Linked DNA regions of Mus musculus: region 2 is linked to region 1. The links are chromatin loops, found by intact Hi-C in ENCODE. Cell type or tissue: left cerebral cortex. All regions are shown on one strand. Links, peaks and the distances in the headings refer to the core of each region. The heading gives the core; the rest is flanking DNA.

Region 1 (15,880 bases), core at 3,139-11,138:
CAACTGTGACCAAGTATTTAAATATATGAGCATGCAGGGCCATTGTCATTCAAACCACCACACACATTTACTCCTTACTTTGCACAATGACTAACCTAACAAATAGAGCTAAGCTGAGAGGACAGCTGCAGTAGGAAAGAACGCTGAGTCAATGACACAGGTGGAAGAAACAAGAGCCACTTCTGAGCAGATGTGCTTTATGGCTTGATTTAAAAACCCTTGTTAAACCTTAATTATAAATCTTATGGTGTCTCTATCCAGGGATCCACCCCATAATCAGCCTCCAAACGCTGACACCATTGCATACACTAGCAAGATTTTGCTGAAAGGACCCAGATATAGCTGTCTCTTGTGAGACTATGCCGGGGCCTAGCAAACACATAAGTGGATGTTCACAGTCAGCTATTGGATGGAATACACGGCCCCCAATGGAGGAGCTAGAGAAAGTACCCAAGGAGCTAAAGGGATCTGCAACCCTATAGGTAGAACAACATTATGACCTAACCAGTACCCCCCGGAGCTCTTGACTCTAGCTGCATATGTATCAAAAGATGGCCTAGTCGGCCATCACTGGAAAGAGAGGCCCATTGGACACACAAACTTTATATGCCCCAGTACAGGGGAACGCCAGGGCCAAAAAAATGGGAATGGGTGGGTAGGGAAGTGGGGGGGGGGTATGGGGAACTTTTGGGATAGCATTGGAAATGTAATTGAGGAAAATACGTAATAAAAATATTAAAAATTAAAAAAAAATCTTATGGTGTCTCAAGTGGTTTTGTTTGGATCTTGAAACAGGGTTTCATCATGTAGCCCAAACTGGCCTGGGGGTCATGACTTCCTGTGTGTAGGGACCCGGGTTCGAGCCTCAGTATTGGGCAAACAAAACAAAATGAGCAAACCAATGAACGTATTGATTACTTACTGTTCACTAGTTACCCAAGTAAGGTTTGTGTAGACGTTTATTGTTTTATTGGTGTGGGGCAAGCACTGGAGATTGAACTCAGGACTGCATGGATGTCTACAAACCTATTGCATGAAGTTTTAATCTTCAACTAGTCCACTTTCCTTTCATTGCCAAGGACGCTCCTTAACAGTTGCTACATAAAAAAAAAATCATCTCTGCTATTCATCTTGCAGTGCATAAAAAGAATTATCCAAACAAGGAAAGGTTCGAATTGCAGCCACTGGATTTGTAATTTTGGTAGGTTTTTAATTTGGAGTTTGTATTTCAAAGTTTTCTTGCAAATATTCCATGTACTGATGGTCTCTCTCCTGACCTTTAATTCACCCTGGAAACTTCAGCTTCAGATGACATCTTACTGATTGGGGTGCTTCAGCCAAGCCCTGCAGAGAATTCTGTCTGTCACATAGTCTCCATCTTAAGTAAGTTGACACATAGTCTACATTGTCTACATTGACACACAGCTTCCATCTTAAGTACATCGACACATAGTCTACTTTGTCTATGTTTTGTTTTTTTGTTTTTGTTTTTCTAGACAGGGTTTCTCCTGAATGTCCTGGAACTCACTTTGTAGACCAGGCTGACCTTGAACTCAGAAATCTGCCTGCTTCTGCCTTAAATGTGTGCGCCAGCTACTTTGTCTATGTTGACATGTCCTCAGAAATGTCCCTATACTTCTAACTACTTCATGTTACACAGTGGTAGAGATTTCCCTATTCCAGGAAGTGGTCAGTATACCTAACAAGACACCAGGTGTAATTATTTTTTAGTCATAATAACATCACCAAAATTGTTTCTTCTGTGACAGAAACTTTACTATATATTTGTATGACTTATGCATGATAAGACAGATATTTTCAGATAAATTGTTTACATTTTATCAGATGTTGTATTGAGTATTTTTCCACCTTCCTCTCTAGATCTAAAAATAAAACGTGAAAAAGTTATTTTTTTATCCTTACAGGGTTCATAAAATTATGAAAATTAATTTCTAGAGGTCAGTGAGAAAATAGGCAGCTCAGTGGGAAATGGACAAGATACTCAAACACTTGAATATTCACACGTGAAAGATGCCGAGTCACAATGGTTATTATAAAATGAAAATTCAAACTGTCTGCCACATACCATATACCATATACCATATACCATATACCATATACCATATACCATATACCATATACCATATACCATATACCAGAAGAAGGGGAAAATTACAAGAGATGTAAAATGCCAAATGTTGTTGAGATGCAGACGTCTCCTGCTCTATTGCGGCAGAGCCTGGTTTGTCACTTTGGAATTCTAGTTAGTATTTACTAAGTGAGGCCCCGCTCCTACTGGAGGAGATATTTGCTGTTGACAGATGCTGAAGGAGGACCACTCTTCCTTGGGGGGGGTGTAGCCCCTGGTAAGCTGCTCATGTTCCAGTTGATAGTCACACACATGCATTAGAGATTTCCTTATTTACTTTGTTTTTGTGGCAAGCAGATCCTATTATGTTGTATGTACATGCCAAACTGTAAGCTTATGTATCCCATCCATGAATAGGATTTGTTTACTTTTACAATTGTATTAACATTTTTTAAAAATCATAAGGGTAGTCTTCAACTCAGGCATTAGAGATAATTTTAAATAAAATAAATTAAGTCCGGGACTGGCGCCAGTTATTTCTGGAGGTAACCAGTTGCCGATCCTGATTTTGATTTATAGGTCACTACATTAGGAAACAGACATTGATGTCCTTCTCTCTGCTACCATTTTTATAGATATTATAAAATCGTAATTTTGGTGACTTAGAATCAACTAACCTTGCACATAAGGGCTCACATAGCCTGGACCACCAACCAGATAACATGCATAGGTCAGACCTAGTCCCCCTACACAGATGTAACATGTACAGCTTGGTCCTCATGTGGGACCTCTAACAGCAGGAGCAGGAGCTGTCTCTGACTCTGTTGTCTGCCTTTGGATCCCATTTCCCTAACAGGATGGCCTTGTCCAGCCTCAATAGAAGAAGATACATCCAGTTCTACTATAATATAATATGCCAATTTGGGTTGATATCCATAGAAGGTTTCTCTTCACTGAGGAGAAAGGGAGGAGGTATGGGGGAGGGGAGAAGGAGGGTCTCTTTTCTCTACAATAAATACTTATTCTGCATAAGGGCAGAGGAATAAACTGTATAATCTTTTGGATCCTTTGTACTCTAAGATCTAAGGTCTATCTGTTGGTACTAAAAAGGTTCGTTGAGTAATAATGTGCTTTAAACCACACCACTATTAATTCTCAATCCATTTATCTGCTGTTACATCCAGTTATAAACACAGTCCTAAACACACACCAATACACTGAGTGTATATGGCAAAGTATAATTCCAGGGCTATTGATCAGCACTTAGACATGGCATCTCACCTTTATTTTGCGGCTGAGTCCAGCTCTTAATGTTATTAAGATTTATTGCTTGGCAGAAAGGATGCTTTTAATGAAATGTTCCATATTGTTGAAGAGGAGAAGCTCTTTGTTCTTCTTAATATACTGTAGAGAGCGGGAAGGGCAGTGTTACTCTCCTTTCTCTTACTTAAGTACTCTTGGGTCTGCTAAGCCAAATGTGAACCTAGTCAGCGAGTGCATGTAAAATTCTTAGCATAGCACTTGACACATGACAGGCATATAATCAGTGTTCCTATCGCTCCTCCTCCCAAACTCCGGCAGCTTTGATAATGTCACTGTGTAGCTTCAGATTCAAAAGAAATACATTGCTAAGTACACGCAAAGTCTGGTAAGTGGGCTAAGTCAGAAAATAAAACCAACTGACATCCTTGTTCTCACGTAGCTCATACTGAAGCAATGGAGGAAACAGAGAAGAAAAGGACGAGTAGGAAAACTTTGGAAAGAAATGGAGGAAAAAACAAACCAGGGCAGAGTGAGGAAGAAGTCGTGAATGAGTGTAAAAGACTGCAAAATAGGACAGCATGTGAGGGTGTCTGCACTGGGGCTGACAGCATGTGAGGGTGTCTTCATTGGAGCTGACTGACTGCATGCGAGGTCTGCATTGGGGCTGACAGCATATGAGGTTGTCTGCACTGGGGATGTCAGCATGTGAGGTTGTCTGAATTGGGGCTGACTGACTGCATGTGAGGGTGTCTGCATTGGGACTGACTGACTGACTGCATGTGAGGTTTGCATTGGGGCTGATAACATGTGAGGTTGTCTGCATTGGGGCTGACTGACTGCATGTGAGGGTGTCTGCACTGGGGCTGACTGCATGTGAGGTTGTCTGCACTGGGGCTGACAGCATGTGAGGTTGTCTGCATTGGGGCTGACTAACTGCATGTGAGGGTGTCTGCACTGGGGCTGACTGACTGCATGTGAGGGTGTCTGCACTGGGACAGCATGTGAGGGTGTCTGCACTGGGGCTGACTGCATGTGAGGTTGTCTGCACTGGGGCTGACAGCATGTGAGGTGGTCTGCATTGGGGCTGACTGACTGCATGTGAGCGTGTCTGTACTGGGGCTGTCTGACTGCATGTGAGGCTGCATTGGGGCTGACCTGTGAGCAAAGACAAGAGAGACAAAGGTGATGAGGGAGTCCGGTGTTTTTCCTCCTTGGACCAGGCTTCTGGAGCTCAGCTCCAGTTGAGATTTTGGGGTGAACCATTATTTGTTGTGTGATCTTTCCTATGTGTTATATAAGCAGCATCCTTGTTGCCTACGCACTATTTGTCAATAGTACTTCCTTATCCTGAGTCATTGCATCAAAAATGTCTCTGACATTGATGAATGTCCTGGGGTGTGTGTGCAAAAGTCACTCCTGTTCAAGAAGCAATGTGATAGTGGGAAGAACAGTACAGACAGAGGGGACCCTTCAGAAGCCGTGTACACCGCATGTTTGGAGGTGGGTAAATGAAGTGGGCAGACTGGTAGGGGAAGGTGAGAAGGGGCATTGGCTCCTCTCATTTATTTAAAATGAAATGGGAAGTCACAAGACAATTTTGAGAAGATATGGTTTTCCTATTAAAAGATCCCTCTTCTGTGATGAGACTAGACTGAAGAGAGAGGCAAGGGTGGTCTTGGGGAGGCCAATTGCTATCGAGACATCCAAACATTCAAGAGATCCAGACAAGAGATGGTGGTGGCACTAAGCGGTGGCAGGACCATTCGTTGAACAGTGGTCAGGTTCTGAGTATGTTCTGGAGGCAGAACAGGACTTTCCTAATGAGTGGGCTGTGTGGTACACAATACAAAACGAAGGTCTTGGCCTGAAAAATCTGAAGAATGGAGTTGCCATCTACCAAGATGAACATGCTTTTAGGTGGATCACATTTGGAAAGATGAAAAATTGGGTCTTGGACCTGTTTAGTGAGACTTCATACTCATGTAGGTGCATACAATTACTTAGCAATCTGATCTGATTGAGTTAGGAAACAAATATATCCACAGGACAGAACTATGATCCTCTAATTCTGAGAGGTCAGAGAGAAGAAAAAATACCGGAAAAGAGACAGGGAGGAAAAACCAGAAGCACAGGAGAAAACCAGAGGATTCTTAATACCCTGGGAGCCGAGTGAGGAAATGTAAGGAAGAAGAGAAAGTGAGCAGAAGGGTACTCACCGCTGAGGGACAGGGACAGGGAACTGAGGACTCTTCCATAGGAGTTGGCCTATGACAGAGTTCCGTGGCCAACCCAATTGGATTGAGAGGTGCCAAAGATATCATCAGCCAAGCACCACATTTGGGTATGCCGACGAGGGCAGCTCCAAAGATAAGTGTACCATAAGGCTTTGGTCAAACCAACAATTTAACTCAGTGGTAGATTCAAAATGTGAATGGATTGTTGGGAGCTGTTGGAATTGTGAAATGCTAGGTTACCTGGGGAAAGTGGGCCTTTGGAAATGTGCCTTGAAAGGTACACCTGAGCCCCCTCCTTTCCAGTTCTCCCTCCTGTGTGCCTTGAAGTGAGCAGGCTCAGCTACATGCTTTTGTTGCCATGATATGTTGCCTAGCCCTGGGTCCAAAGCAATAGATCTGCAGTGTAGTCTTCCTGTAGTATCTTTAACTATGCTTAATGAGGTTACATAGTGTAAACTATGGTAGAGTCAAAGAGACCTGCCTACTATCTTGGTGGGCTCTGTAAGAGGGGATACTGGTGATCTAGGAAGCTCTGGTATAGATAGCGGTGGATGTGGTCTGCTCTCTGGATATGGGGTGTTCACTGTTTAGTTACTACCACAATGGGAGTAGTGGCTCCTATTGGATAATTGGAGTCTCTTTAGGCACTATTGTTGCCAGCTCTACTACTTATGAAGGACTCGGTCTAGCACTGCAGCCTAAGTAGTGGTGAGGGGCCTGGAGCACCTTGTGTTTGGAGCAATTGATGATGCTGTCTCACATCACTCATGGAGAGAGACAATGGTGGGAGCCTCAGCACCATTCTGTTGTGTTCATACTCTGTCCTGACAGCAGTGTACAGTCAGACAAGATGTAGGGGTTGGGCAGCAGTGGGAAATCTATAGGTAGGGTGGCAGCTGGAACTATGGTATTCCTTTCTGCTGCTGCTGGATGCCTGGTATTAATGCGTTCTTGGCAATGGGATTATGGGAAAGTTTTCCTGCCCCCCCCCCCCCCTTTTGATCTGTGTTTGCTGCTGGCAAGGATGTGATTAGAGCTGCGCTCACCTGCTCTGCACTACTCTTCCAGGCAGCGCCAGAGGGCTACTTAGACCCCCTCTCACACTCTTGCTAAGATGGCGAGGCCATCAGTGTAAACCACAGTATTGCTTCCCTGCTTAGCAGTAGCAGGATCTGGAAGGGTGGGAGATACTTGTTCTCAGGTCTACACTGGCACATGCTCACTTGTAGCTGGTTATGTCTTGGACCTTAGATGCTGAGTGCTCTGATATGGTTCTGGATTGGGGACACCTCCATTTCCCCGTGTCACACCACTGCCCCCTACAGTGCAGTGTCCCCAAACCACACAGCTTCCCTCTGATTGTCATTGTAACACTGTGATCTGTGCTTCAGCTCTTTCCTCTTGAAATAAGAAAGTCTGTAATTTATTTTGGATTTTACAGAAGCCTGCAGTCAAGAGATTTTGGTTTTTAAAGAGATCTGAGACTTTTTAAATTATTGAAAAAAAATGTAAAGACTATGAGGCCTTTTAAAGTTGCACTGTACTTTATGACTTGAGTATGAGATATGGAGGGCAAGCAAGAAAGGAACTGTTATGGTTCACAGGGTCTTATCTATGTGCCAAGTTGACAAGGGATGGACTTATGGTTAATTTTGGTTATCAGCTTGACACACCCGAGAAAAGAGAATTGCTTGCGTGAGAGTGGGCCCGTGAGCACATCTGTGAGACATGTTCTTGATCACTAGCTGATAGAAGAGTGCTCAGGCCACTGTGGGCCATGCCATCCCTGGGCAGGCAGGCCTGAGATGCACGAGAAAGGTGAGTCTGAATGCAAACCAATAAGAAGCATCTCCCTGTGGGCTCTGTTTGCACTCTCTAGGCTCCTGCCTTAGTTTTCCTTGACAAAGGACTATACAATATAAGCCAAACTTTCCTGGGTTGCTTTGACCATGGTGCTTGATATAGCAACAGAAGCCAAATGTGTCCAAATTGGGGCTACTGTGCAAATTTCAGATTACCAAAGCAGTTAGATCGCAGTGTAGTCCCCCTGTAGCATAGTGCAGGGTAGGCTGCTGGTCTATGAGAGCCATGACACTCTCCAGTAGTTACAGTTGCCCACATCAGCACTGATAAGAGTTGGTGAGGCTCCCCATCCTGTGGGGCCAGGGTAGCAGATGCCTGGCCTCAAGCCTCTCCTGTTCCCAGACTCTCTGTTGCTTCAAGGTTGTGCTCACCTTAAAAGGTAACTATGTATCTATTTCTTTGATTCTTTGTGGAGGAGGAGATGGATTCTAGGAGCTTCTATTTAGCTCTCCTGTATCTCCAGGATCTTTTTTTTTAATTCTTAAAAGGATTATGAGATAATATTTTCATAAAGGTCCTTAATGATAGCTTATTATTAAGGCCACAGTCAAGTTTGCATAGAAAACAGCACATTATATTTGGATAAGTGTGGGGTAATTTTACACTTTCATTTAGTCTCTGAGTCATAATGAGGTTACAATAGACTTCCGCTTATTTCTTGATAATAGGGGTGGCAACTCAAGCCAATGTTGGAAATAACTGAATGGGCCATGTATCAAGTCCTCTTTCTTTGTGAAGGAGTTGTTTTTTTTTAACAAGATAAAGTTAGTTACCTCTTCTGATGACTCTCTTGCCAAGCAAGGCTCAGGTTTCTTCTCAATGAGTTTAGAGAGGAGATCTCTTTCTCTTTCAGAGACTGGCTGCTCTTTTAACAGAATAGCACTTAGGTTTTTATCAAACTTATTGTCCCAGGGAACTGCTGACATTTGCAATGTAGTAGTGAATGCCTCCTTGAAGTACACTCTCAGCCCCTGGTTAAGGAAGAGAAAAGACAGATCAATGTGACTTGGGAGTAATAGTTATTAAAGCTTTCAAATAATGGTTGAAAGGAAAATGGGGCTTGAGACCATCTTTACCTGCTGTCTCCCTAACAATTGCGGTGAGTTTTATGCACCAACAGTGTTGTCACAAAGCCATGGTGTTGTTCTCAGAGCTAGTCTACATCTCAATTGAAACATGCATGATGCCATATGCTATCCTAGGAAGTCTGACCAGGAAAAGCCTTTCCCCAGATAGTGGGAACCAAAGGTCACTGATGGGTCTCTAATAGAGCCAACATATTGCAAAGCATACAGCATTTATTATTCTGGGGAATGATGACCAAGTCACAGAGAAAGAAAATCTCAGTATATGTCATAAGTACCTTATAGAACAACTCCAGAAACCTGGGGTTGGAGTCCTGGTTAAAGTCCCCCGTAGCAATGTGAGCCAGGCAGTGGATCAAGAGCAGAACAAAACTCCCCACAGATGCCAAGCACTCTTTCTCAACAAACAGGGTGCTTTCAGTGCTCTGAGTGAGAAAGATGCCCAAGTAGAGACATGTCAACTTCAGGAAAACTTCCACAACTCAGGAAAAGTTTACTTAAAATAAGACGCCTTGGATTTAATGATAATTTACTGAAAGGAAACATCAGAGATGAAGAAAAAAATGTGTCTTAGTTCAACTGTGGAAAAATAATTTAGTCCACTTTAATTTTAAAAAAAAAGAGTTATTTATTTATTTTGTGTATATGAGTACACTGTAGCTGTTTTCAGATGTACAGAAGAGAGCTTTGGACCTCATTACAGATGGCCGGGAGCCACTTTGTGGTTGCTGGAAATTGAACTCAGGACCTCTTAACTGCTGAGTCATCTCTCCAGCCCCTTTCTCTCAATTTCTTACTTCTTCTTGTTTTGCATTCTCTCTCTCTCTCTCTCTCTCTCTCTCTCTCTCTCTCTCTCTCTCTCTCTCTCTCTGTGTGTGTGTGTGTGTGTGTGTGTGTGTGTGTGTCTGTGTGTGTGTGTGTAAGTCACAACTTGAGGGAGTTGGTTCTCCTCTTCTGGGAATCAACATGCAGTTTATCTGGCTTGGTGGCAAGTATCCTTATCCACTGAGCCATCTCAAGAGCCCAACTCTTAAGGTTTTTATTTTCCATCTTACAGAAAACAGACTATTAGAAATTCAGAGCCAAGTGGCTTGTCTGTCTCTTCTTGGATTATCTAAGATGGTTTCCCTTATGCAAGGCCTCTCCAGCTTCAGTTGAATAGGGATTGCAAGAGAGGTGGTATTATTGTGAGAGCCCATTCCAGGATTTCTGCTTCTGTGGGCTATGGCTGGGGGACAGGTAGTCGATGCAGGCAGTCCACAGAGCACAGATTGATAGTTACTGTCTCAGAAGGTCTCAGGGTTCGTCTTTTTGCTTTTACCATAATCGGGTTCTCAGATCACTTGTGAGGGAAGTTATCTGAAATGACATCTTATCTGTCTCCCCAGGGAACTGCTTAAGATGGTTGGAGTCAGTCTCAGAGCTGCATGGTGGGCTAGCTGTGGGTTAGGAGGATGCGATGTGTGTCAGACACCGGAACTTGAGTCTCAACTCTTGCTAACACTTAGACGGTGACAGAACATCTCTCGGCCTCCACTGTCCAGTTATAAATGGAGACAGAGAGTGCCTGTCCTGTAGGACTGCTGAGATAGAAAGCAATACAATACATGTAAGAAAGGCACTTGACAGCTAGTGTCTTTCCTGTGGGAATCCTGACTCCCTCCCTGACCCATTAGTAAATTGGAACTATTCTTGCTGAGTTCATAATTTCTTTGTAGGTCAAATGAAATAATGCTTATTTTGTGAGTTCCTATTAAAAACCCTAATGATACACAACTAACCACATTTAAACTGTTTCTGGGTCTCATTGACTTGCTGGTCCTCCTTAGAATGGGTCATGAGGGGACTGTCATCACTGCTTAAAGTTCATCATCAGCTCTGAGTTGCCAAGAAGGGGCTTCCACGAGATGTACCCAAGGAGCTATTGAGGCAGGACAACTGTAGGGCCACTTCTGTAGAAAGGCATGACTGTGCAAGAGACCCTGAAGCTGGGACCATGACTCTTACGGGAAATACCAGTTTGGAAACGCCAGCTGTCCAATGGCAGAGATCCATTAATAGGCACAAGGCCATTATGCTTCTTGGGGTACCAGCCAGGACACTGCACTTTGCTGATGAGAAAGCTCTTACTCAGTGACATTTATTATGTTTTAGTTAATGGCTTTCCCCCCTCAAAGGGGAATAAAATTCATTAGGATTTGAGGAAGAGGGATGTTTTATAAAATCTGTTCCTTTTGCTTCTCTGCGTCTTGACTAGATCCCAGAATCCCCAGTCTGTATCTGAGGATGAATTTACACCACCTGATAGAAGAAGGAACCTTGGAAGACATTTCCTGAGACTTCCATGGCAGGAACGTGAGAAGCAATCTGTAGGGTGGTTTCTGGAGCCTGAAAAGAGTCACAAACACAACCCAAACTCACCTTTTGCTAAGAAGTTTTCTCAGCTATGTATCACCAAGCACAGTGAGAGGCGAATGCACTGGAAGATCCATTTACATTGTAAGGACATTCAAGGGAAGTAGAATGGGAATTCATTACAGGAAAATGAACTTTTCAGCTAGTATTTTATATTTATACCAGTTATTATTGGTATAAACAACAACCTTCACTTCAACCCTCACTTCCCAACTGGCAGGCAGACCTAGAGTTTGCGATCATATTTCCTGAATTCTAACCCTGGTTCCACCTTCCTGGTTGTGATCATGAGTAAGTTGATTCAACCACTCTGTATCTTTCTCTCTCCATGTAAAAATGGCAAATGTAACCATATTGGTATCACGGGGTTTTGAAGCAATTGAAAGAGTTACCTCATGAAAATTATCAACCTTTTCTGGCATCTAGACAGTCTTTGATTCATTTTCTGTATGTGATTAATATCATTCAAGAGTTTCAATTTTAGGTTGCTGACATAACTCCCATGAGCTGCCTTAAGGAGGTGGTTTTTGCTGCAGGAGTTTCTTCCTGGAGAGAATTCGTTGCTGAGCCTCCTCCTGGCCACCTTGACCTCCATGGCTTCTGGGGAGATTTCTAGAAACAGACCTACCTGAAGATGGGGAACAAGGAGGTGTAGGACAGAGAGGCCATACTGGTAAACCACAAATTCCCAGGCAGAAAGCTTTGAGGGTTGCATAGTTTCCAGCTCTTCCTGCATTGTCTCAGCCTTCAGGAGATTCTTCAGAGAGTTTCTTGGTCCTGCAGATATCAACACAAAGCGGTAATAATGTCATTGTTTTCCTTCATATGGTAATGATACGTCAACAACAACAAAACATGACAATTCAACTTAGAAAAATGTTCACTTCATCCATCCGTCCATCTGTCCATCTGTGTATCCTCCAGTGAAGCCTGTGCCCATCCACAGGGAAGAATGTGCCCCAGTCAATAGGAACAGAAGACCTAGAGGGAGGCATGGGGAAGTTGGCAGTCGTTTTCTCTATTTTAATGCTTGGATCACTAGATGTGCCATACTCAGAATTGTGTCTGGCAGACAGAAAACACTTAGTAATGTTGGATGTATTCAGATTTTTGCTCATCTATAAAACTCTCTCTCTAATGGGTTTTTACATAATTGCTCTAAGTGGGTATATGTCTAAAAGGGACTTTAGACACTTGTCTTATTCCCAAGAGGACTGGGGCAGCGCCATGGAATGAGGAGAGCAGAGCTAGCTGTAGGAGGACCTTGTCCATGTGCAGGCTGTGTATGGCCCTGAGAGAGTCACATGCTTCTGAGTATTGGTTCTCTCAGTTATATAAGAAATGAGCAGTAGAATCAGAGTTAGGTTTTCTGGGGCAAACACGACAATACAGAAGCTTCAGTTTTCTTACCTATAATGTGACTATTAAAAAAACACCTATTTTTCCAGGTTATAAATGAGTTACCATAGGTTTAGAACAGTACATGGCATTGTAAAATACCCCTCATTGGCGAAGTGATCTGGGTGCCCCTTTTCTGGGGAAAAATACTCTTTTCTTTTGTTCTCCTGTTTTTAATCCTCGTGTCTTATTACATTTCTCATAAAGTCCAATTTACTATGTCGGTTGCATACCAAGGTTGATACTCAGTGTTGGATTGGAAGGTAGACTACCTTTAGGAACTGTCCTCTAAGAAATGACTAGTTATAGCTCAACAGCACTTTGAAAAATCCCTTGGGGGTCAGAGTAGGGTGGAGGCAGGGAGGTGAGGGTGACTGGCGAGGCGGCATTCATATTCCTCAGATTCTCTGTTATGAGGCTTGGAGTTTGTGCTATCATTACCTAGAGTACATTATAATAATCTTTGAGGGAAAGGAGCTTACCTGGTCTGAGGTGCATTCGTCCTTGTAGTTCAGCCATTTCCCTGGGGTCTTGGGGCCAGGTATCTATTTTCTTCATGATGGAGAGTAATGGTGGCATCTCGGTATGGTCAACTTTGTCTGCATCTGAATATGAGCGAATGAGAACATAGCAATGTAGGCAAAGCAAACGAAGATCCCAAGAGCCAGGCTTGGTTGTTCAGGCCTGTACTCTCAGCTGCTTGGGGAGGCAGAGACCGGAGGATCACAAGTGCAAAGCCTGCCTGGGCTGCAGAGTGAGTTTAAGGCCACAGTCTGTGCAATTTAGTAAAACCTTGTCTTCAAATAAAAGATGGGGTGGGGGGCAGGGGAGCACGCTGGAGATGTACTTCAGTGGTAGGGTACTTGTCTAACATGTGCAAGCTCCTAGGTTAATCCCCAGTACAGCTAGCTAGCTTCTCTTCCTCCCTCTCTCCCTCCTCTCCTGTAACCCTTCTCTCTGCCAAATATGGCATTATGTATGACAGGCAGCTTTTAAGATGGCCCCAGTGATCTCTCTCAACATGTGTTAACTCTGGTGTGATCCCCCCCCCCCCAATTGAGTGTGGGCTGGGTCTAGTGACTCATTTCAACTGAATAAAATAGGGCAAGTGATGGAATGTCACTTTTGGGATGAATGCACAAGAATCTATAAAAGCCCCCCATCTTGCTGGCTTTCACTTACTGGCTTTATTCGCTCAGAGGGAAGCAGCTGCAAGCAGAGCTTTGCACTACCAAGACTCTGTGGTTAATAGCTTTGACCTGGGGAAGATCTGCCAGCAACCTCAAGGGTGAGTGTGGAGGTGAATCTTGCCTAGGTCAAGCCTTGAGATGTTGTCACCCTGGCCAGTACCTACACTGCAGCCTGCATGAGACCCTGAGCCAGAGTCACCCGGTAAACCTTATCCAGATTCTGACTCAGAAGTTAAAAGGAGATTTTTTTTTAAAGCTTTGATATGATGGAGTAGTTATTAACAAACTATAGCAGTAATAGATAACTTATATATCATGTTTCTCTGTATCTTTTCTAAGCAATATATTGTGGCCTGCTGCGTGGTTCCTGAAGCCCTAATTACGGTATTACGAGTATCTGAGCATAGTCTGGGCTGTCAGAAGAAAAGGAAGGTGGGCAAGTGACTGGCCTGACCTGCTCCTGGCCTCTGATCTTCCAGCTCTAGATGACAACCTCGATCCTCTATGAGCATTGCAGTGATGCCTTTCAGGAAAGGGACCAACAGGGGGCAGTCAGCAGCCTGCTTCCCAAGAGAAGCGGTGACTGTTCCATAGAATCTCTCTCCAGGGTAATTCTCCAAACACACAGGAGTTCCCGAGACCTTAAGCTAGGGTGAAAGCAAGAGCTGAATTTCATGCTTAGATCCCCCAACTTCATAAATCCACAGTTCCCATCAAAGATAGAAACTCAGAACTCTTTGGCCATGTCTCGAGGACCAGTACCTGGATATGCAAGAGCTGGAGACGGCTGAGCTCCCGCTGGTACTGAAGTTGACCAAGAGCCCTGCCCAGGAAGTTCTGTCTGTCCCTCACCACCTCCTGAAACCCATCAGAGAGATGCTGTACTACCTAGAACAGAGGAAACATAATGCTACATTTAAATGGTCCTTTTTCACTCTTTCTGCTTGCTCTTCTTCATCTATCCAGCGTTCTTTGGCCCCACCAGTCCCTGAAAATTAAATGTCCCTGAAGGACCTTACAATGGTGTAGAGTGTCCTTATCCCATGGGACCCTCTTGCCAGCCTCAGGCCTTACCTTCCTCTGATGACTGCAGACTTGCGGGCTCTGATCCTGACTCTGCTGTAAGCACACCTCCTTCTCCTGGCCTTGTAACCTGAGGGACTCTTTCCTGAGTTTTTCTGAGGCCTGCCCTAACATGTGAAGGACCTTCCGCATGCCCAGCACCACGTGAGACTCTTCTTCCCACTCCTTTCTGTCTGCTGCAAAGGGCAAAGAGAGAGGCCACATGGCAACAGCTACCAGCATGGGAGGAGGAAGAAAAGACAGCAGTTTTGATTTGAGCCAGGGAACCTGCCAGGTGTGAGCCAAGGCCTAGTGGGGACCTGGGAGGGATGTGCACATTCATGTGGTGGAGGGAATTCTTGTGCTCCCTGGCAGTGGTGCATAAAAGCACTACTAGTAGGGCTTGTTACCCACCTTGAGAAAGCAAGTGCCGTTCTGGGCTGCTGAGCATGCTCAGGGCTCTAGCTCGTCGTTCTGTCTCCTGAAGGCAGCAGGCCTCTAGGGCTGTACAAGCCTCCTCAGCAGCCCTCAGCTACATTGGACAGAAAGTACCAAGGGCTGAGCCCTGATGAGAACGTAGGGCTCTAAGCCGGCCCACTTCATGCCAGCCTCCCTTCTACCTCCACACAGCTGAGAGACTTAGGGATAACTGAGATCTAGAACCTGGTGAGTTTGGGGACTATGGTGGTTTATGAGAATAACACCTCATTGACCCATATATTGGAATATTTGGTCCCCACTTGGCAGAACTGTTTGGGAAGGATTAAGGGGTGTGTCATGTGGCTTTGAGGTTTCAAAAGACCCATGCCATTCCCAGTGTGCTCTCTGTGCCTCCAACTTGCAGATCAAATTGTGAGCTCTCTTCTTTTCCTTCCCCCATGCCTTTGCTCTGCCACCATGGACTCTAACCCTCTGAAACCATAAGCCCAAGTAAGCATTTTATTTTATAAGTCACCTTAATCATGGTGTTTTGTCACAGCAATAGAAAAGATAACTGAGATAGCGACTTTCTGCCCTGAGATGGATTCCTTTCTTGTGGCCAGTAGGGAAACAAGGGCTGTGGACATTAAAAGGACTTGTATGGTTTCTGAAGGAGTGGGGACAGTGGGATGGTACCTTAGGCCTTACCTCCAGCCTGGCTTCATGGCCTGGGTGGAAACGGAGCTCCTGGCTCAGGTGCCACAAGTGTTCTGCCAGGCACTGTTCTTCCTGCTCCTGGAGCTGCCAGTACTGCCGGCGGGCCCTTAGCTCCTGCTCCATGAGGCTCTGCTGCAATGTCAG
Region 2 (15,880 bases), core at 4,462-12,461, 69 kb before region 1:
CCACAGAAATTCCCAGGCTTGGAGAGGCAAGAGGCATGAAAAAGATCAAGCCAAAAGTCCCAGGATCATTTGCAGGGAAGAGAAAGATCACATAGAGGAGACTATCAGACCTTCCCAGCACATCTGACTAAGGCCAAGTGGCATCGGCTAAATCCCTAAGTGCTGGGAAGAACATTTAAGGGGTCTTCTTTTTCCCCACTTAACTCTGTAATCTCTGAACCAGAACTGGATGTTGTTCCCTTCAGAGGCTGTGAGAGAAATCAAGGATTAGAGACTAACCCTTCTTTTTCCACTGATCCAAGGTTCCTGACCATCCAGAGAAACTTGACAACAATCAAACAAAACAAAACAAAACAAAACAAGCAAAAACAACAGACACACTCGGAAAATGGAGGATTCACTTAAAATGCCCGTCTTAAGTTATAGAAATGCCACTTATTTTGGACAGCTCTTTATTCTCTTTTAAAGATATTTTTACATATTTATATCTATTGGATAATAAAGAGTTTGGTTATCCTTCATCTCCGATCATTGGTAGAAAGGTTCTGAATTTTTTAAGATGTAAGATTGAATATAAGATTCATGTAAGAGTGAATTTTTATTCACAAACCTCTTAAACAGCACAGAATTTATGGTAAGGAGATTTCTTAGACTGGGTGCTTTTACACCAAGAAGACCCATCAGTTGATCATAGAGTGAGGCTTTGAGCTGGGTGGTACCAGGACTCTCCCTATACCACCTGACAGTGATCATCTCCTTCTTGCTTAGGTGATGAAACCTAATGAAACCTCCGAACACCACAGCCTAATGGAACTCCCTGGGTGGGTAGCACGGTGTGCTAGGAGAAGTTTATTATTTACCTTTGTAAAGCTGAGAGCACAATACTCAAAGGAACAACTTAAAAGAAGAGAGATGGACTTCAGCTCACTGTTTCAGGATGGGCTCCATGAGGTGGGCAACAACATCATGGAGGTAAGTGATTGTAGAGGAGGTGGCTGTGCACATCATGGTGAACAGGAAGCCGGGAAAAAGGAACATGCTAGGCACTGTGCATAAGCCTCAAAGGCATGCTCCCGTGGCCCACTTCCCCCAGCAAGGCTCCACCCCCTAAAATTTCCAGAATCTTCCATATAGCACTGCTACCTAGAGACCAAACATTCAATACCGAAGCATTCAGAAGATATTTTATAGTCAAATCATAACAAGGAGGTTGATAGTCCTGATTTCACTGGAAGATGATACATAAGGACTCATCTGAAACCCTTCCAGACTCTGCCCTGGCTGTGACTTTATTTGGTTGCTCTCAGCTTATATTCTAGATAGTAATGTGCATAGACACTGTATTTCTAAGTTCTGTGAGCTCTAGTGAATTACTGAACACAACAGGACTGGCAGGCACCACTCGATGTGTAGCCAGTTGAACATTAGTGCAGGTGGTCTCAGGACTTCCAGACTTGTGGTTTATGTCTGTCTGTTGTGAGAGTTGTGGAATGTGCCTTTTAAGTCATGTGCGTTCGTGTGTGTGTGTGTGTGTGTGTGTGTGTGTGTGTGTGTGTGTGTAGACTCTCAGTGTCAGAACTGAATCCCAGGAAAACATTACATTTCATTTTAAGGACATGATAATACTTTCCGCTAGATATGAAAAATACTAAGTGACTAAAGCATAGAGAAAAAAAATTAAGTTGCCCAGTGATGAAACCACAGATTTCCTTCTTAAAACTCAGGGTAAGAGTGAAATCGAAAGCTCATTAGCACTCCAACTTATCACCCCAACTATCTTTTACCTTTGATGATGCAGGCTTTTAGGTATTATCTTTCCCATCTCTTCAGTTGGTCCACTGATAAATATTGATCCCAGATGGTATGTATCATGGCTTGGGTTCTTTCACTCTTGTTTTTCTACATCCATTCTCCCAGCCTCTATCCTATCCACCTCCCATGGTCAGGAAAGTTCCTTAGTCTTTGCCTTTACAGAGACAGGGCAGACTTTGACCTCCTGTCTAGTCTTTTCCTCAATCGTCCTAGGATAGCCCCCATTGCACAACTGACCAATGAAACCTGTCATTTAATACAGTGTTTGCAATGTCACAGATGCTTTGTTTAATTTCATTTTTTAGGAGCTGTCTGAAGAGGAAAGTAGGAAATGTAGCCATAGGTCATTTGTAGTCAAAGGAGTTTGTTATCTACGTTTCCCAAGTACCTCTTCGTTCTTTAAATGTTTCTTTGGTGTCTTCTTTCTGTGTTTCTTCTGGAAGTAAGGGTGTTGCTGGCTCAGTTGCTTCACCTGAGAGAGATACACATGGACTTGAGAACTTGAAGAAAGGTGCTATAGTTCAGGCATGCTCTGAGGTCTTGCAACATGTAAAGTGGGATGCAAGAAAACATTAGTAATTTGACCAATGTCATTTATAAACAGCAAAGTACCAAGTGTTAGATTTGTTGCAATAGAGGTTTGTCTTCAGTGTGTGTGTGTGTGAGTGTTCTGTGTATGTGTGTGAAAGACTGTGTATCTGTGTGTTTTATGTGTGTACATAGGATAGAGGTTGATAGCAAATCTCTTCCACTACTGTTCCCCACCTTGCGTTTTGAGACAGAGACTCTCTGAACATAGAGCTTGAGATTCAGGTAGATTGACTGGGAAATAAACCCTGCCTCTGCCTCCCCAGCATTGAGTTCAAAGGGCGACATCACTGTGCCAAGCTTTCTGACATGGATTCTGTAGTTCTAACTCAGGTTTTCACATTTGCACAGTGAGCACTTCACCTACTGAGCCATCTCCCCAGACATGTCTTCATAGTTTTGGTGAGACCTTTGTTGCCAATGACCAGGCACCAAAGCAGCCAACAAGCAGCTGGAGCTGAGCAACATAAAGGACTAAATTACCTGGGGAAAGGTACGATGACTCACTGCTAGGATCATAAGTGATCAGGTAGACTCAGTTCTTATCTCACTGATTATATGGACAATCATGATAATGATGATGATAGGCATCAGTGAGGATGATGAAGATGATGGTGATACATCCAAAATGGAAATTTCAAACCATTACTTTTCAGTTTTGACTGATGTGGGTAACAGTGTGCGTGGAGAGTGAGAGCAATGAGCTAGCGATGTGACAGATATCTGTCCAACTTGCCCAGGAAAACACCAGTGGTGTTCCTGCTGAATAATGTGTTCTAAAGGCATGGTTCTAAATCTATAAAGAAGTCTGTGAAATGTCCCAAATTAACCCAAATTTCATATGATAGACTTACCTCCAGGCCAAATAGAGGGTGTTGTACTTGGTTTATCTGCAGCAAAAGAGAAAAAAACTCAATACTTACATTTTCCTCCACCTTAATGAAATCAGCTAGAGTGTAGCATCTAATTCCAATAAACTCTATTTATTGTCACCATGTTAATAATTGTTAACAGACACTGGAGGAAGGTTGCTTAAGTCAAAGAATTTGTTGCACATAAATATTAGCCTTCCATACAGAAAATGTGGTACATTTATACAATGGAGTACTACTCAGCTATTAAAAAGAATTTATGAAATTTCTAGGCAAATGGATGGACCTGGAGGGCATCATCCTGAGTGAGGTAACCCAATCACAAAGGAACTCACACAATATGTATCACTGATAAGTGGATATTAGCCCAGAAACTTAGAATACCCAAGATATAAGATACAATTTGAGAAACACATGAAACTCAAGAAGAATGAAGACCAAAGTGTGGACACTTTGCCCCTTCTTAGAATTGGGAACAAAACACCCAAGGAAGGAGTTACAGAGACAGAGTTTGGAGCTGAGACAAAAGGATGGATCGTCTAGAGACTGCCACATCTGGGGATCCATCCCATAATCAGCCTCCAAACGATGACACCATTGCATACACTAGCAAGATTTTGCTGAAAGGACCCTGTTATAGCTGTCTTTTATGAGGCTATGCCAGTGCCTGGCAAACACATAAGTGGATGCTCACAGTCAGCTATTGGATGGATCACAGGACCCCCAATGGAGGAGCTAGAGAAAGTACCCAAGGAGCTAAAGGGATCTGCAACCCTATAGGTGGAACAACAATATGAACTAACCATTACCCCCCGGAGCTCGTGTCTCTAGCTGCATATGTGTCAGAAGATGACCTAGTTGGCCATCAGTGGAAAGAGAGGCCCATTGGTCGTGCAAACTTTATCTGCCTCAGTACAGGGGAACACCAGGGCCAAGAAGTGGGAGTGGGTGGGTAGGGGAGTGAGTGGGAGGGTATGGGGGACTTTGGGATAGCATTGGAAATGTAAATGAGGAAAATACCTAATTAAAAAAAATTAAAAAAATTATTAGCCTTCCTTAAACTTTAATTCAGTGTTTTGTTTTGTTTTGTTTTGTTTTGTTTTAAACTATTTAAGAACTTTACTCTTAGGCTCTCAAATGTACATGAAAATAGAAAGCTTATGTATTCAGCTCCTGTGTGCCCCCACCTTATCAGCATGGAGCTACTTGGGCTCCAGCATTGATCCCTACTCCCCCATGGCAGTCCCTGGCTGGGATTGTCTTAAGTGGTCCAAGATTGGTTCAAGATATTTTACCGGTTCATACTGAGAACAGTTCAGAGAGCAACAAATACTAGGTCTGTAAGAAGTAGAAGTGGTTGAAGGATTGTCCAGTTTCAAGACAGAGACTGGTGATTAGCCTTGAGATACTTAGAACATTCCTAAGAGCTTCTAAGTCAGATATTTTTGCTGTTGGCTGACCTTGTATTAGCATGGGGTCTCTTATGCTAATGAGATGCCTGAAATTCATAGGAGCATGGAGGTTTTCGTGATATAGTTGTCAGGTCCAGATATCAGGAATTTCATTCAGAAAGGGAAGTAATGATTAATCTTCTTTCTTTTTTATTTTATTTTAGTTTTTAAAATCTTCTTTCTTTGTATATGTGTGTGCAGAAATGATCTCCATTTATTTACTGTTAAACTTAACCACATAGGATACTATGTGAAACTAGAGACCATTCTAAACATTTTATAAAAACATTTTCAATCTTGATAACAGGTCTATAGGGGATTATTATTATTATAAATTAAAATGCAGGGATTTAAATAACCTTCTTAAATTTTATAGCTAATAATTAGCTAAGAGTTATTTTCACTAACTAAATAAAGAAGACATAACTGTGCTACTTAGTAAAGATAGAACAACAAAATGTGAGAGAATCAGTTGAAGAGTTTATATTCTGATATCTTGTGATCACCGTATATGGTCATCCTCCTGTATGTAGTTCTGACCACTGATGCTGTGGCCATGAGCATAGTACATATATGTGCATAGTGGCCATGAGCACAGCATCGGTGCACAGTGGCCATGAGCACAGCACACTAGTGCATAGTGGCCACGGGCGCAGCACAGCAGTGCACAGAGGCCATTAGTTTGTGCATAGTATCCGCCATACCTCAGATGGTTTCTGCCTCATTCCCATTGAATGTTCCTGTCTCTTTAACATACATTCCGGCTAGTGTGCCACCAATTCCACATGATCACATTCTGAAATCCAGTTTTAGACATGATCACTCACTCTCACAGTCCCTTACCAGTGTTTCATAATATTAGTAGGGTGTTGTGCCACCCTGTGGGAATGACAGAACGGATGTCTCTTTAATTCATTGAGTGGCTAGAAATGTATGCTTCCAGACTTGATGACACGGTGTAGGAAAGGAACAAACAAGTAAGTAGGCATATAAACACTCTGTATGTGAGGCAGTCTGGTCCTCAGAGGCTCCCAAAAGGACTTAAAATTGTTGTTTTGAAATCATTAAAGATTTATAAAAAAATATTTTAAGATTGTACAAAGAATCTGAACATGTCTTTTATAATCATTTTGCCATCTTGCCTATTTACCATTTATAATCTATAAACATATACATATGTTTACATGCATACATGCACACATATAACTTCTCTTCCAGAGTAAGTTGCTGATATGGTATGGGACCCTTTTACGCCTAATGACTTTAACCTTAAAAATAGAACACAATCTCTTATATAAACATAGTATAATGGTCACAGCCAGGGAGTGCACATTGATAAGATGCTGCTATTTAATTATTCACTGCCAACTGACACAGTTATGCAACTTATGGAACACCGTTATCATCACTGCTATCACCATCCTCTTGGGCGAGGCTACGCCCTCTAGGACCAGGGTGACTTGTGTTTAGTTGTCAGGAGAGAAGGTGATGCTTAACCTGAGACTTGAAGGTAGGACTGAGTTGACTGGGCGAGGGGGAAATGTTTCAGGCACAGGAAGTACCAGATAAGAGCTTTCAAGAAACGTCACTGAGTTCAGAAGTATTTGAAAGGAGTGAGGGGAGGCGCTGAGAGTGCTGAGAGGGGAGGATGGAAAACGAGGCAGGGCCTTATCACGAGGACCTTTGCCCTGTATAGTAAGCTGAATGCATTGATCTTGTGGGTCTCATGTGCCCCCTGCCCTGTTTAAGATCTCAGCTATATGTCCTGGGAGGCTGATCTCCATGGACTGTTTCACCAGGCATCCCTGTTCTTTGGTGTCTTGTTGGTCTTAGCCAATGGGAAGCGAAGGCTGAGGTCAGAAGGTAGAGCTCACGGCACGTGTTCCTCATGTTCACCTTCCTGTCCGATGCTTTTTCAGCAGCTCCCTTCTGTGGCTTCTGCTTCTCTTTTGAGGTCCCTGCTATGATGGTTCCCTTGCTTTGGCCCTTTAAGCTTAGGGGTGTTATTGCTTCCAGTTGCAGATAATCCCTAGGTACTTTATCATCTCCTGCTCCTGGCCTATACCGCTGCCAAGAGCCTTTTATTATACTCTCTTTATTAAACTCTTAGCACGTGCTATTCTTTTCATGCAAGAACTCAGTCAAACTAATTCAGGTAATAATACAAGCTAGAGGCAATTTGTGTCTTATTAGAAAGGAACCAATTTTTTTTTGTTTGTTTTTAAAGGATATGAAAGCAAATTTCAAAATCTCTCATAAAGAAAAACTGTTAAAGAAGCATTTAAACCATGAAGCCAATGGAATTTAATAAACAGAAATGATGGAGACTGGAAAGCTAATGGTAACCAGTGCTTCCTTTTGCTCTCTGAGAAGGTGACCTCCTCAACCAAGGCTCTGCAGCCTCTCTACTTGAGGCAGCTGTTTGGTGGGGAGAGACAGGGCACGGGGAAGAAGAGTTCATCGGAGGCTGGAATGAGTGAGGAAGGACATCTTCCAGCACAATATTATCATCAAAGTGCCATGTAGTTCAAGCAGTTAAAAATGGCAATAGTATTCGGTCCCCAATGATAATGGATACAATTAGCAAGTCATTCTACTCCTGTAGGGAAAGACTGTGGAAGTGGGGCTAAGCAGTCGGCTTCAGGGAAGTGAGAAACTTCAGGGACAGATCAAGGATGAGTTTACATTTAATTCTAAGTCAATTTTAATAAAGGCGTCTGGGAACTCAGCGGAGTAAGACTATGTATAGGCTTCTCATCAGCTCCAACTCTCTTTGCAGATCTTGGAGCAAATGCAAGTGAAATTTGCAAGGCAAATATAAAGATGGCAGTTGGCTAGGGGCTTTTAAATGTATTGAAGTGCCCGCTGTGTAAGACTGCCAGTGACGTTGGGATTCTTTGTCACTTGCCTTGTCATTAGTATGTTTCTTTAAACTCTAAGAAATAATCTCCCGTGGCTGCTAGAGTAACTGTCAGCATAGTCCAGGCTCCCACAGCCGACTACACAGGAAATGGGCGAGCATTTGTGCCTGTTCACAACAGAAGCCTCCACTGGGTGTTCTCATAAGTCTTGCTTCTCATCCTAAGTAAATTAGATCCTTTCCTTTCTCAGCCCTTCTTTTGCATCTGCTAGCCTCTCCTTTGCTAGAACTATTTCTCAGGGAGGAAGTATCGTTACGTTTCCATGTACAAGAATTCTCAAAGTTTAACGTTTCTGGCATTTGCAACAGGCTTCCTCAATGAGTATAGGATAAGTTCTTGGTACCAGCAGCTGTTTTTGAAATGGAGAAAGAGGTTGGGAAATTAGCCGTATAGTTGGGAAAAGAGTCATTACCGTCATGATATTTGCAAATGAAATTGTTCTTCATGTTGCACCGGTCATCATTCCACTGGAACATGTACGAGCCCCCGATGCCGGGTGGTGCTGATGGCTGATGGTACATGACCACGCAGACCTCACTGCCACAGGAAGGCTCATCCACATACCAGTTCCTGAAGGAAAAGGATGGACAATGGAGACCACTGGAGAAATACACCATAAGACTTGCATGCCCTTTGGCTTTTTCTCATCAGGTTTCACTGAACCATAAATGTCAGATTCTGCTTCTGAACATGATACAGAGAGACGGAGGAATTGAAGCACTGCCAACAAGTAGAGACACACGCTGTTGATCTAGTGTGGCTGTCACAATCAATCATCTGACATTTGCCACAACCTCTTTTTAGGGAAGAATATATTATGCTCTCAGGTCTGCAGAATAATTATGAGGGATAGCAGCTAGCACAGAGCTAGTCTGGAAGATCTTAATGCTTGTCTTCTTTTTCGGCTTTATGTTAATTAGGCTTTGTTTCTGTTTTTTACAGAGATCAGACATACTGAGGAGAGAGATGGCTTATGTCACTCAGAGCTTGCCCTATCTCCATCTAGCTGCTTTTCAATCTACCTCTGTCACACCCGCCCCAGAAGTCCAATGAGAAGATGAAGAATCTTAGAGAGATTTCCAAACTATAGAGGCTGCCAAAGTAGGAGAGAGGCTGGGGAAGGGGACAGGGGCCATCTTGGTTTTTGTTAGTTTTCAAGTCACATGCACAGGGTCATGGAAACAAGCCCCTTTGTGTGTCCACTATGAGATATCGTTCTTTTGCCCCTTTAACTCTCTGTAAAGGTCCACTGCAGCTTTAGCTTTTATGATCCAGTAGTCTGAGAGACTCTAAGTTTGCAAGCGCTTACCCCATCTGCCGACTGAGGGTTGGGCTTTGTGAGCTGCCTAAGAACCTGTTCTGCTTCTGCCCAGGGCTAGGATCTTGCTCCACTTCTGACTCTCTAGACAGTGTTGCTCTGCCTATGTCTTCCCGAGCCTCACCGCAGGAGAATCAGCTAAGAGACATCTCTTCTGGTAGTACCCCCATATGACTCTGCTTTGGTCCTGTGTTGCAGTCTGCCCAAAAGAAGATCCCTGTTGCACCTTCTGTGTTGAATGAGTTTCTTGAATGACAATGAAATTTACAATAAAACTATGGACATTATGCCGGAGCATCTAGGGGCTCTTGGTAGAAATGGGCTTTGTGTCTCATTGGTTACCTGCAGCCCAGCTGGCCCTCCCTGCAGCGTTATGGATTTATGGTGCTTCATCTGAGAGAGAGAGAGAGAGAGAGAGAGAGAGAGAGAGAGAGAGAGAGAGAAGAGAAAGAGAGAGAAGAGAGAAGAGAGAGGATTTTTTTTGATTCCTAGAATCATATTTTTGGATTTGAGCCCATTTTCAGACTCACAAGTCACAGATAAAGGGAGAGGCCAAATACCTAGGAAGAAAATCCTACAGTGATGTGTGTGGCAGGTGCATATGATAAGAAATTCCTCTGTCCTTTCCCCAGAGGACTTTTGGCAAGTTAACCAAATAACCATCGACCTGTTAAAGGGGTATGTCTAAATATTGCTAGAATTGTTAAAGATGGGGTCTGAATAGGCACTGATGGCCTCAAAGTCACATATCAGAATGGGAGCACATTGGGGCAAGGTATTCAATCAGTCAGCTCACAGTGGGGCCTAACCAGTAGTCGTCGGCCCAGTTCTAAATTGTGTGAATTGGCTCTAATTTTTGCATTTGTTGTTGTGAGACCGAGTCTGTGTAGTACATTCAGTTGATCCTTTAGCCAGCTGAGGCCAAACATGAACTTGGAGTCCTGATCCTCTAGCTTCTACCTCTGGAGGAGGAAGGATCCTCTTATGTGTCTGTGTAGCACCATTATCCTATTTCTAGGGGCTGCTGGGGGGATGGAATCCAGGGCCTGTATAGACCTGTTTAGTAGCTGGTATAGTTCCACACTGGCTCCTTCGGCTAGCATAGTGCAGAACACCAAACATAAACCTCTGAGAAGCATTTCCCCTCACCAATAGCATCATGTCCAGAGATAGACAGCAGGAAGCAGTGGTGTCAAAGCCCTGATAAAGTAGAGTGGTGCCTCCCATCATATCTCTGCCGAGTTCATTGTCTGACTCCTGAAAAGCCCAGGCAGATCCCAAAGGATTATATAAGAGGAACACACACTCAATCCTGCAGAGCTTCACATGTGGCTAGTGTTCTTTCTATATGTGATATCCTGGCTTCAGAAGTGTGCAGATCTGCTTACCACCTTCAAGAGACTCTGGAACAGCCCATATTCCTTGGGAATGGACAACAGTATACACTTATAGTTTTGCCTGATTTTGATTTTTTCCCTCAAACTCAGTTGTGATACCTGGATTTCCTATAATTGTGAAGAAAATCACACCAGCCCATTATTCTGCTGAGTAGTGTGCCAGCTGCACCAGGTGAGCGAGGAGGAATTTTTTTTTTTTTTTACAAAGGATGGTAGAGTGGAGACCTTAGGAAAGCCCATCCTTTCCAGAAGGTTGGAGAAAACCCTGTGAACAGTCAGGACCTGTCATTCCATTGGACTGTATGGATATCTAGTGATCTGGGAGTGCCAGAGCACCCCTTTCAAATGAAAACAACTGTATCATACAATAATTTAAAGGAAGCGTAGCACTTGGCAGGTCTTTGAGTCCTAGAGGCTTCATATTCCTCACCTGTGGTCTCCATAATAGATGACCAGTTTTGAGTGGGATTAAGAGCAGAAAGGGACTTTAAGGCTGGTCTAGGCTCAGGCATTTCTTCCAACTGAGCTTCCTGCTCTGCTCACACCCCAGTGCATGGAAGGGTCCCTGTAACTGGCTGATACAGTCAGCTCAAGCTTGGCTCATGGGTACGTTTGCCATGTGAAATCAGACAAGCTGAGATGTCCGTGAGCTTACTGCAGCTGCACTGGGAGGTGGCCTTGAAGGTCAGTGATAAGGGGACAGCCTCCCGCTGGCTAGAGCTTTAGTTATGATACTTCGTTAGTCACTTTATATGGAAATAGAAGTTTCAGACATATGAAACTTGGGGGGAGGGGAAAGCATATATACAGCTAACTAATGAGACTATAAAAGAAAAAAGATGAAGATGGGAGACAACAACATCTCCCATACAGTGAACCGAGCTCACCAGGGAGCACCTGCCACAGAATTGGCATTAAACAACCAGGGAGTCAAAAAATGAGTGACCCAGGTGATGGCAACCAGCTTCTCTCGGCCACATCCCTGGTAGCTCAATAGATAAATAAGAACAATAACCACGGAGGCTCTGAAGGGCTCAATTGTTTGGTTTGCACATAGCATGAGTGTTGTGGCTGTGACTGATGACAAGGACCCAGCCTTCCAGCAACAGAGCAAAATTAAGACCGACCCTAACTCCAGCCCTATAAGTTCACGGTGACTCCAGAGATGGTCTGGCAATGCCAGTAGGTCAGCCACTGAAACCAAGAGAGGGTGGGGAGAATAAGGAAAGATTAATACAGCACTAGTAGTTAAGGAGACAACATGATACTTGGAGGTAAATTAGCTACATTGGGCCCTGAAAGGGATAGTTACTCATTTTCATAGAAGTAGATACAATATATTCATAGAAATAGATTCAGAGAATAGATACAAAAGCACCGAGTTTGCTTTTTCTGCCTCAGAGTTTTAGTCAGATCCATTACCCAAGGGTGTAAATAGTATTTTGCCTATCAAAATAAGACCGCAAGTACGGTAGCATCAGGCAAAAGACCTATTTTGTAGCAAAGAAGGTATGAGACTAAGCCCCTGATCATGGGAATTACATGTCAGATTACATACAACAGCATCCCAAAACTGCCAGCGTGGCTCATGGATGAGCTTGCTGAATACAGCTGAAGCATCTGCCTCAAGGTAACTGAACTTTGGAGAGGGATGGCACTCTCCAAATACTTTATAGCAACAGGTTCCATAACTCTGAATCTCTAAGATATTCCTGGGTCTGAAGCCAAGGGATAAAGGCAGCAGCTCCTCCGCTGGGTACCATCATCTCCTGTGGAGTTTGTACTTTCCATCTCTGCTGTGCTATGATCTGGGAGTCTGTAGGTACTTAGTTCCCAGAGGAGACTACTTTTGCTAGGAGACATACCAATAATCTAACTGAGCCATGATCCATGGTTGCCACTGTGTGTGTGTGTGTGTGTGTTCAGAGATCAGCAGACAAGGGGAGATGTCAGTATCTCAGGCAGGAGGTGGCTTGCTGCTGTATGCTATTGGTAGGATGAAGCTTCTACATTATGTACTTGGGAATATCTTCATTTTTCAGGTCCCACTTTTGAAAGTCAATGAGAAAATACATTAACTCTGGGCTGAGAAGTGTAAGTTGACTAGCGCCTCACATTCTTCAGAGATGATGGTCTGCTTATGCTACTTAGCCACTGAGACCAGCAAAAGGGTTAGGGTATGTTATGGAACAATGAAGGTGTAATATCAGACAGTGTCAGTTGTGGCTAGCTCTATGACCATCTTCATTGATGAAAAATATTCTTCCCACTCTGAACCTTGTCTTTCAAAATATCTTCAAGGAAGAGAAAGCTGTAAGAATCTTGGGGGAGTTTCTTTTACAATTTATATGAAGATAAGATCTGATAACTATAGCCAGTATACAGCGAGAGCTGGCATGATGTCTTAACGCAACAGAGAAACTACCTTAAACTATCATTTAAAATATTTTATTTATTTTATATGTGTGGGTGTTTTGCCTGCTTGCACATCTGTGTACAATGTGCATGCAGTGCCTGCAAAGTTGAGAAAAGGGCATAAAATCCCCTGGAGCTGAAATACTACAGACAGTTGTGAGCCTGCCATATATGTGCCAGGGACTAAGCCTGGGTCTGCTGCAAGAGCAGCCATTGCTCTTAACTGCTGAGCTATCTCCCCAGCCCAGATAGATTATCTTTTAATCTGATATGTTTTCCACATAATTGTACAGGCAATTCAGTTTCTCTGTTGTGAACCACTGTTTAGGTATTTTGCCTTTTTGTCTGTGAGGCCTTTGTATTTTATCATTTATGTATTTAAATTGGCTTACAACTATCATACAGAGATTAGCTTTTTGATAGATTGTTTCCCCTTTCCTATGTGGCCTTGTAATGATGACATTTTAAAAATGTTCTTCCATGTCCCTGTATCTTTTAGGAAGAGATGATGACAATGTCATTGTGGACAGTGGGTTATCAGTGTTCATCAGGATCTTGATGCTGTGAGATTGTTTCCTACAAACTGCTGCTTTCTTAATGTTTGGTTGTGAGCCTAGCATTTGATGGCTGAGCCATCTCTCCAGCCCAACTGCAGCTTTCTTAAAGTCTCCACCCTTGGTCAGTTGGTAGAGTAAAATACTGGCTCTGATTCTTTTTTTTTCAGTTTATCACTCTCCCCTGTGGTCTGGAGTCCTTCCCTTGTCCCATCTTTATGTACCTTTAGTTTCTCAATACAGTCTTATCTTATCTCCAAGGGTCAGAGAGCCAGAACCACAGGCCCTCACACATGGCATGCTATTGAAAAACATTCGGCTGGGCTTCACCCGCCTGAACAGGGCACTTTGGGCCCAACTCAATGCTGAGTTTGCCACCTGTGTCATACTGCCCTGGTCGGTGGTCATGGTCATTCTGTTGGCATTGCCACCATGGCTCTGTCTGGACTTTCTTGTGATTCTGACACCATGGGTCCTGCTCATCTCTTTTCTGAGCTATGTTAAGGGAATCAGCCGCCGTGGGATCCACATGCTTACCTAAACTGTGATGTGCTTCCATCTGTCCAAGCATAAAGGTCCTGGCAGGCTGTGTTATTGCTCTGTTTCTCCTCCAGCCTCTTGAGGCCAATCCAGAAGTCACCATCAGATGCCAGGAGGTTTTCAATGAACTTTTCTATCAACCTCTGCTCATCCTCTGTCTCAATGCTGACGAGCTGTCCCCCATCCTCCATGCAGGTTTCTTTGGCTTCCTCAAAGTTCAGTCTTTGAAAGGCGTCATGGAAATAAATGACTTTATAGCAAGGCCTCCGTGTTCCTCCTCGGCAGACCAGCTGCCCTAGAGAGAGAGAGAGAGAGAGAGAGAGAGAGAGAGAGAGAGAGAGGTCGGGGAGGTAGGGGAAAGAGAAAGCAACCTGTCTCAGTTCTCCATTAAAGTATACCAGAGCAGATGTACTTAGAAACATCTCAATGAAGCTTCCTCTGGGCAGGAATTCTGATTGTCCATCTTTGGACTGTTACCACTCAGGCTTTCTAGAGAAAATTAGTACTCTTTGCAACACAAAGTTAAAGTGATTTTAAATGCTGATGTCTGTATTGTGTAGGGGATCTGTGTTTTTGTTCCAGTGCAGATTGATGAAGATATTTCTATATTTTAAAATAAGTAGGAAAATATTACGGCTTCACTTGATGTGTACAAAGATGATGTTCATGCTCTTAGGGAGTCTTGTGAAATTATGGGACTTAGAATAAGAGTTGCTGTGAAGTGCTTCCTTCAGTGTAGAGGGACACTCTGACGTCAGTTGTGGATTCCTCTACCCTGAAATCCCCTGTCTATGCAGTGGAACTAACTTGCTCATCTCTGGTGAGCAGAAGCTAAGAGCTTTTGTGGGGTTTTCTGCTACTGATGGTCAGATCTCTAACCTAAAGACAATAGCTAGAGTTTATTGAACTCTTTCCATGTCCCAAGGCTATGGTCAAAGTTTTATAATTTCCTTTGGTTCTCATAACAGTCTTCTGTGTCAGGACTGTTTATGTCTCACTTTATAAGTGAGAAAACTGAAGCTCATAGTAAGTGATTTGTCATAAACTATCGGGAGCATTAGCAGAGGCAGAATCCAGATCTGAGTATTGAGTCATACCAGAACCACTGAACTGTCTTGATGGCTCCACATTCCCCTACAGACTCAGCTTGCACTGGGAGCCCATCTCTCATTTGATTGACACTTGAAGGACTGAAGACTGTTTCAGAAAAATGGATGAGATTCCACTGAGCAGCAAGTAGCAAGCTGTTCACTAGCACAGGCTGCCCTAGCTTGTATCTGGATGACTGGAGTCTTGCTGCAGCTGAAACCCATCCCAGTCACCCCTCTGTTCAGTCAGCATTTATTGGGTAAATCCCCCTCGCTTGGTGTGCTAGGTATTGAGAATACAGAAATGCCAATTCCTAACCCACAGGAGCCCACAGCATGATTCTGGATGTAAGGGTACAAAATAAAAACCAAATTTCAACAAGGAAACCAGTCCCTGTAATGAAAGAGCCAAACTTCAGGCTACAGGTGTGAATTGCTGCCATGGAAGAAGGCGTAAATGATTTTATATTGTCAGACTTTCTGGAATGTTTTAATATCCCCAAGATTTCAGCTCTGTAGAAAGCCAGACGATGGTTTTTTTTTTTTATGTCCATTAATTGTCCAGCATACAAACCAAAAGGCCACAGACAGTGCTATCTATGAGGGAGCTATACAAGATTCTCCCCAAATCTCCATGCTTTGATAAACTCTCAGTGGACAAGGAGCTGGGAGCATCCTGTACTTGCCTGCCTTGTTAGAGGTTTCTAACAGAACAGGCTCCCAGCGGATGAGAGTGCTCAGATGCTGGGCTTCTCACCGGGGAAGTGTTCCAGAGAGGAGAATGCAGGCATTGGAGGACTGCAAAGAGCCCTGAACACCCCCAAACCTGGTACAAGAGAAGCTGCAGTTGCTTTTACTAGTGGTCCCGCCTGCCTTTCCAGGCCAGACTGCCAAGAGAAAGCTTAACACCTTGATAGAGTTTCC

The links. Hi-C counts contacts between places; a loop is a spot of excess contacts. Peaks named below come from ENCODE experiments on the same cell type or tissue, not always from the same donor. Only the 100,000 strongest peaks of a DNase experiment are listed, where the experiment ranks them.
Region 2: a loop joins it to region 1, with 2.3 times the contacts of the local background. A loop is called at or near these places in 5 of 42 quality-filtered maps.

The regions. Positions count from the first base shown.
Region 1 is chr9:51,130,342-51,146,221 of GRCm38, forward strand. Gm32742 reads right to left here. Exons shown (of 31, transcript XM_017313740.1): 21 at 15,728-15,868; 22 at 15,014-15,131; 23 at 14,612-14,796; 24 at 14,300-14,425; 25 at 13,992-14,184; 26 at 12,830-12,952; 27 at 11,578-11,726; 28 at 10,836-10,922; 29 at 8,813-8,959; 30 at 8,223-8,420; 31 at 1,878-1,883. The coding sequence ends at 1,878. Among named protein-coding and RNA genes, the nearest start is that of Btg4, 22 kb to the left of the region's middle. In left cerebral cortex, for the core only: a CTCF peak has its summit at 6,912 (motif pointing left); a DNase peak (open chromatin) is centred at 6,894.
Region 2 is chr9:51,059,983-51,075,862 of GRCm38, forward strand. It overlaps Layn (layilin), which reads right to left. Exons shown (of 8, transcript NM_001033534.1): 3 at 13,866-14,163; 4 at 8,057-8,214; 5 at 3,255-3,290; 6 at 2,201-2,284. It overlaps Gm32681 (a long non-coding RNA gene), which reads left to right. Exons shown (of 3, transcript XR_870735.2): 2 at 769-972; 3 at 8,587-9,249. Among named protein-coding and RNA genes, the nearest start is that of Layn, 9.2 kb to the right of the region's middle. In left cerebral cortex, for the core only: no CTCF peak of the experiment used is centred there; a DNase peak (open chromatin) is centred at 7,637.